2 separate regions of the Homo sapiens genome follow, and region 1 is linked to region 2. Evidence: chromatin contacts called from ENCODE Hi-C or POLR2A ChIA-PET data. All regions are on one chromosome and are shown on one strand. Each heading gives the region's core, a stretch centred on a gene start or an enhancer-like site at or near the end of the contact. The rest is flanking DNA. Distances are from core to core; before and after follow the strand shown.

Region 1 (3,351 bases), core at 262-2,761, 150 kb before region 2:
CCTCCTCTGTGAAAAGGGGAAAAGAAAGATGGTGCATGCCTCCACTCCAGAGCAGGTCTTACAGGCACCACGCGAGTGGAGGGCCCTGCTCAGGAAGCCCCGCAGCTTCTCCAGTGTGAGCAGCAGCCCTGCCTGCCAAGACTGAACAGCTGTCAGGATTTCTACAGCTGTGGCTGCTGCTGTTCCCCAGAACTCGCCTTCAGCTCCCAGATTGAGAAATCCTCTCTGTCCTTTGGTGCCCTCCACAGCTAATGGCAGTTAACTTCTAATATTGGGTTTGTGCAAAGTTTCTCCAATCCTGAAAGCTGCCACATTTCACGCTTGAATTACAAGTCAATTAAGAGCAAAACAAAACAAAAACCTATTCTTTCTTGTCTTGAGTCATTCTATATTATAATTACCATGTTGTTGCCTTTCCTCTCTCTTCCTAACCCAAATCATGAAGCACAGGAGAAGTCCTGTTACCTGCCACATACAGACCAAAGAAGAACCCATTCTAACACAGCTTTGCCTACTGCTCAAAGAATTCACAGTAGCAATGTTGATCTGCTTATAATAAAAAATTCTGCTTTCTCTACTGACCAGATAGTGGGTATTCCACAACACAAAAGCAGCTGCTTAGATGTGTATTTGGGGTTGTTGGAATATTTTCCCATTCGTATAACATGCAGCTTCAAAACACAATTGATTGCTTAGTTGTCCTATTAGGAATACAATTGGCCAGGCGCGGTGGCTCACGCCTGTAATCCAGTACTTTGGGAGGCCGAGGCGGGTGGATCACCTGAGGTCAGGAGTTTGACACTAGCCTGGCCAACTTGGTGAAACTCCATCTGTACTAAAAATACAAAAATTAGCTGGGTGTGGGTGGCAGGCACCTCTAGTCCCAGCTACTCGGGACGCTGAGGCAGGAGAATTGCTCGAACCTGGGAGGCGGAGGTTGCAGTGAGCCGAGATCGCTCCACTGCATTCCAGCCTGGGTGACAGAGCGAGACTCCCTCTCAAAAAAAAAAAAAAAAAAGGAGTACAATTAAGCTGGTAGAGCTGATATTTATAAGAGAAAGCCATGGCTATGGAAGGGGAGAGGAAAGGAGAGCTGAACAACAGTTGGGTCTTTCGTTTACTCATACAAGTGTTTACTAAGCATGCAGGAGTTCAAGGTGAGGAGCTGGGTGTTTTGCACTTAGGCCCCACCCTCAAAAAGCACACCCTCTGTCTAGAGAGAAAGACACACTGTGGATGACAATTTACAGGTGTGAAAAGGACTACAGAGAGTGTTCTGAGGTTGCTGATCAGCAAGGTGAGGGAGGCCTAAGTCTTACAGTGTCTTTGGAAGACTTTCAATTAAACTCACTTACTCATTAAAGTACTTCTAAAGGTTTTAATTTGCTTACAACCTCCTTGTGTGTGTGAGTGTGTCACAGCCGCTGTGATTCTCATGAGAGGTAAACCCATGCCTCTGGATTCTAGAGCCGATGCTTTCCTCAGACACTAGGGGTCAGCAGCTTCCAAGAGTTGTGAGTCAGGCTAGGAGCCCCAGTTCCTTGGGTGCTGCTAGGAGTGGGTTGGAGCTGATTCTCAGAACAGCAGGAGTCTAATAGGCACTGTAGTTGCTCTTCCAACACCACTCTCCTTCTTTTAGTAACTACCTTAACTTTTATTTGAGCACCTTCAATTCCTCCTGCAAAGCCCAGGTGCTTGGGGGAAGTTGATCAGGTGGTAGGGCTTGTGGCTCATTATCCCATCCCCTGGCTCCACTTACGGGTTCAAGGATAAACACCACACCCTATTTGGGCCAATGAGATTGAGGAGAAATCTGCTGAGGATGACTGGGAAAATAGTTCCTGGCTCTTTTGAGAGAGTTCTTGGAAGTGACCATTTCTTTTTCTCCCTCTCCCTAGACAGTGATGAATAAACTCAAAGGAAAGGAAAATCATTTGGCAACCGGAAGGTGTGGGAGGATAGCTGTAAATGAAACTGACGGCAAAAAACAGAGCAGAGAAGTTTAAAGAAAAAAAATAACAGCATTCCTGGTGATGCCCCATTGGGCCAATGAAACAAACACATTCTGAAGCCTTTCCTAACCAGGAGCCAACCAATCTCATCACTGTGAAGCCAGGTTAGTTTGGTTTTCCATGATTTTCATCTGACTGAAGGCATCTCAAGTATACACCGAGGGGACAAAGGCAAGCTTTGGAAAATGTGGTAGCAAGTGATCTGCAAGCTACTATTTAATAAACTTTATGCCAGCTCACCCTACCCTGCAGACATCACAGCAGCAAATAAATGAGAGGGAGGGGACCCAGAATGCTTAACTGGGGAAGAAAAACTGAGGAAGACATTGTATACTCATGGCCTGCCTCTTTTCCAGTTGGCTGAGAAGCCCTTTTTATTAATTTGTTCCATTTCCTTACCATGTCCTTAGCAGTGGAGATATATTTTTTGGAAATGTATTGATCACAATTATATTTCCTTACACTGGGAGGACAAGGAGGCTCCCTGCAACAGACCTTTGAAAGTAATGAACTGACAGAGAGAACAGGCCTCCAGTTCCAGCTCTCTGCTACCAATCTCCCTCACCTGCTCAGCCCAAATCAGTCTCTAAATACTCAGAGCTCTAAAAGAGTGGGATTTCCTATAGTTCATTGTGGGGTTTTACCTCTAACTCAGTAAAGAATCACTGAGAGGGTGAAGGGAGCCCTATTACAACTGCAGGGACCAGGGAAAGTTGACTTGACCTCTCTGCTTTCCTTAGGTCATTATACAAAAAAGAAACATCAAAAGGGTCATTGTACTATTTTTCAAAGGTGTGAGGCCATCGTGATGCAGGGTATGGATTTGGGAGTCCAACAGATCTAAGTTTAAATCTTGGCACATCTCCTTACTAGTTGTGTGACTTTGTTTCTGAGCTTCTAAATCTGTAAAATGGGAATGGATAAAGCCTACCATTCAGGCTGCTCTGAAGCTTAAGTGAAATATACATGTAATTGGTTTGGCATTTAAAAAATTGTTGCTAGAATTATTATTTCAGTATTCCCCTGGACGAAGGAACGCTGTGACAGAAGAAAACAGAGAAGTAGCCAGGTCCCTAAACATTCCCAATGTATACATACACTTCCCTGGGTGCATGCCAATGAAAGCAGCACAAGAACTTTGAAATTCAACCCCCACATGCAGGGTCTGTATCTACGTTAGAGAGTTCAGACTTTCTAATGGAAGTCACAAGCTTCTGAAGTAACTGCAGGTTTGGACTTAGTGCATGATCTAATTCCTTAGGTAGGTCTTATTTGTAGTGAAGCAGTGTGCAAAGGAGCTGCTCAAAAAAATAAAGGATATGGTTATCTTTGCCTTTCT
Region 2 (3,308 bases), core at 379-2,878:
AAAACTCTCATTCATCCTTGAAGAACTAGTCCATTAACTGTCAAAGCACCCACTCTAATGCTTTGCAGTTTCTTTACTTTTATTTTTTTTCTTCTGAGACGGAGTCTCACTCTGCCACCCAGGCTGGAGTGCAGTGGCACAATCCCAGCTCACTGCAACCTCCGCCTCCTGGGTTCAAGGGATTCTCCTGCCTCAGCCTCCTGAGTAGCTGGGATTACAGGCACCTTCCACTATGCCTAGCTAATTTTTTGTATATTTAGTAGAGATGTGGTTTCACCATGATGGCTAGGCTTGTCTCAAACACCTGACCTCATGATTCTCCCGCTTCAGCCTCCCAAAGTGCTGGGATTACAGGTGTGAGCCACCACGCTCGGCCTGCTGTTTCTTTCTCATTGGTTCTATGTCCCCTTCTCTCTTGGTAACATTCCTATCTCCAGCTTCTGATTCATCACCCAGCACTGAGAAGGACCAGGGACTTAAGTGTTGTCCTACCCGAGAGAGCTAAGCATTCCAGCCAGCCTCATAGTGCCTGGCCCCTTGTTAGTTCTTAATAAGTGGTAGCTATCATCATCATCATCATCACCATCATCATCATCATCATCACTACTACTACTGCTACCATTGTCGCATGCTTCAGAATCTTCTGCCCCAAAATGTCTTTCCACCTACTTGTTGACATCTGAAAATTGTTCACAGGCTTTCATTTCATACTTACAGATGCAAATGCAAGTTAATTAACACCAAAGTCTTATCAACTATACAACAGTAGTAACTGGTAGCATATTAAACACTTGCTATATGCCAGATATTTTATATTCAATTTTCATAAAACCTATGAAGTAAGTTTAGAGAATTCAAGTGACTTAGTTAAGGTCATACAACAAATAAATGGTAGAGCTGGGAGTTGAACCCAGAACTCATCTTCTTAATGACTATACTGTACTGTGCTCAATAGGGACAGTAAGTGACTGGCAGCACAGCCTTCCTGCTTTATGAAGGGAGGCAGTTCGTGGGCAGCAGACACTAAGGTGACATGAAGGGCCTCAGGGTAGCCAGTCCTATCACTTCTGGTCAGCACTGCTTACTGTCAACCAGCTGGTGACAAATCAGTATGTCACTTTGAATGTGTACAGATTGTCTTCGCATGGTTTGTGAGGATTTTTTTTTTTTTTTTTTTTTTTACTTAAAGTCATAGATCATGTTGTAAAGTAGCTTCATTTTTCAAGGAGGTAGTAATTGAAATTGAAGTGTCCCGTAGCTCCATCCATGCTGACCCCAATTCCCCATGGGCCCCTACTGACTCCCTGCTGTCCTGCCACCTCTGTGGAGCTCACATACACTCAACACCCTCCTTCCACCTGCTTTCATCACCTTCTTCACACAGACTCATATCCTCAAATTATAGGCACCAGACATATGCAGGCCAACACACTCAGGGAGTAAGGAGGTGGAGAGATGACTGATAATATATATAAGTGGGGGGTTTGTAGATAGTGAATTGTAGACCAGAAAAATGTTAGACTTGAAAAAGACTTTATAGATAATCTAGGCCAGCCACATAATTTTATAGGTGCAGAAACTGAAGTCCAAGGTGACTCAGCAAATTAAATGGGTCTGCAGAGTCAAACGGTAAATAAAAAGTGAGTGCCAAATCTGATAGAGAGTTGGGAAAAATGAACTAGTGATGAATAGGAGAGAGAATGAGTGAGGTTGCAAGGGGGAAAGAGCATGGTGCCAGAGTAAAAAGTGGTTCATTTTTTATTAATGTTAAAATTCTACAACTCAGAAGAGTATCTTGGAGGAAGATACTCTTGGAGGAAGCTGGACTAGGGAGTTTCTCTGACATCTTTATGCGATTTGCATGTGAATATCTTCCTAATTATTTGTAAGTAAGCAATTAAAAGAAAAAAATCTGTATTTAAAAAGATAAAAAGCAGGACATCAAGTATTAAAGGCAATTTACCCCAGAATGTATGATAGTATATTTTAGATAGCAAAATCTGAGACTAGACTCTTAAACTGATCATTTTTAGGGGGTACATGAGATAATTTAATACAGTCATATAATTTGTAAAGATGAGATGGGTGTAATTGGGATATCCATCACCTTAAATATTTGTATTTATGCTAGAAACCTTCAATTTATTCTCTTCTACCTCTTTTGAAATATACAGTAGATGAATGTAAACTAGATTCACCTACTGATCTATCAAATCTTTTTTTTTTTTTTTTTTACTTTAAGTTCCGGGATACATGTGCAGAATGTGCAGGTTTGTTACATAGGTATACATGTGCCATGGTGGTTTGCCGCACCTATCAACCTGTCATCTAGGTTTTAAGCCCTTCATGCATTAGGTATTTGTCCTAATGCTCTCCCTTCCCTTACCCCCCACCCCCCAACAGGCCCCTGTATGTGATGTTCCCCTCCCTGGGTCCATGTGTTCTCATTGTTCAACTCCCACTTATAAGTGAGAACATGAGGTATTTGGTTTTCTGTTCCTGTGTTAGTATGCTGAGAATGATGGCTTCCAGCTTCATCCATGTCTCTGCAAAGGACATGAACTCATTATTTTTATGGCTGTATAGTATTCCATGGTATATATGTGCCACATTTTCTTTATTTAGTATATCATTGATAAGCATTTGGGTTGGTTCCAAGTCTTTGCTATTGTAAATAGTGCTGCAATAAACATAGGTGTATATGGGTCTTTATAGTAGAATGATTTATAATCCTTTGTGTATATTCCCAGTAATGGGATTCCTGGGTCAAATGGTATTTCTGGTTCTAGATCCTTGAGGAATCACCACACTGTCTTCCACAATGGTTAAACTAATTTATACTCCCACCAACAGTGTAAAAGTGTTCCTATTTCTCCACAGCCTTGCCAGCATCCAAACAGTAGATCTTATTTCCTCTCAAACTGTATATTTGTACCCTTGATCAAACTCTTCATCCCCTCCTTCGCCATACCTGCCCTGGCCTCTGTCGACCACCAATCTACTCTCAAATTTTATAAGATCCACTTTTTTAGCTCCCAGAGATGACTGAGAACACACAATTTTTGTCTTTTTGTGCTTGGCTTATTTTATTTAACACAGTGATCTCCAGTTTTATCCATGTTGCTGAAGAAATAGATCATTTTTAAAGAAGTGAGAATAATTTATCATTACAAACTAGTCCTAAATGGTCAATTTTAAAGATCACCTCATCCTTGTTTTTCTCATTGTGCCTCCAATGCCTCACCCTCTTATGTGGCTTTTTTCACTCCTGCCCTTCTGGTTTCAGCTCAGATGTCATTTCAACAGTC

What was found. Hi-C counts contacts between places; a loop is a spot of excess contacts on that map. ChIA-PET counts read pairs that join two places held with the same protein, here RNA polymerase II (POLR2A). Pooled maps may share reads with other maps.
Region 1: a map with no recorded cell type shows a loop between it and region 2 (2.2-fold over the local background). The contact joins two enhancer-like sites. A Hi-C loop is called at or near these places in 2 of 168 maps with a recorded cell type or tissue (Caco-2 and heart left ventricle), 1 of 37 single-sample maps with no recorded cell type and 3 of 50 pooled maps. POLR2A ChIA-PET finds 5 or more read pairs at or near these places in 1 of 52 experiments (PC-3).

What each region holds. Positions count from the first base shown.
Region 1 is chr3:159,803,476-159,806,826 of GRCh38, reverse strand. All of the region lies in intron 4 of IQCJ-SCHIP1 (IQCJ-SCHIP1 readthrough), which reads right to left. All of the region lies in intron 2 of SCHIP1 (schwannomin interacting protein 1), which reads right to left. LOC101928351 (a long non-coding RNA gene) reads left to right here. Exons shown (of 4, transcript XR_007096144.1): 2 at 1,899-2,116. Among named protein-coding and RNA genes, the nearest start is that of IQCJ-SCHIP1-AS1, 37 kb to the right of the region's middle. Within about 2 kb of position 1,511, at least 8 of the 41 ENCODE cell types and tissues checked have a DNase peak (open chromatin) inside an H3K27ac peak, as active enhancers do.
Region 2 is chr3:159,652,676-159,655,983 of GRCh38, reverse strand. The region is part of intron 4 of IQCJ-SCHIP1 (IQCJ-SCHIP1 readthrough); the gene reads right to left. The region is part of intron 1 of SCHIP1 (schwannomin interacting protein 1); the gene reads right to left. Among named protein-coding and RNA genes, the nearest start is that of IQCJ-SCHIP1-AS1, 110 kb to the left of the region's middle. Within about 2 kb of position 1,628, at least 2 of the 41 ENCODE cell types and tissues checked have a DNase peak (open chromatin) inside an H3K27ac peak, as active enhancers do.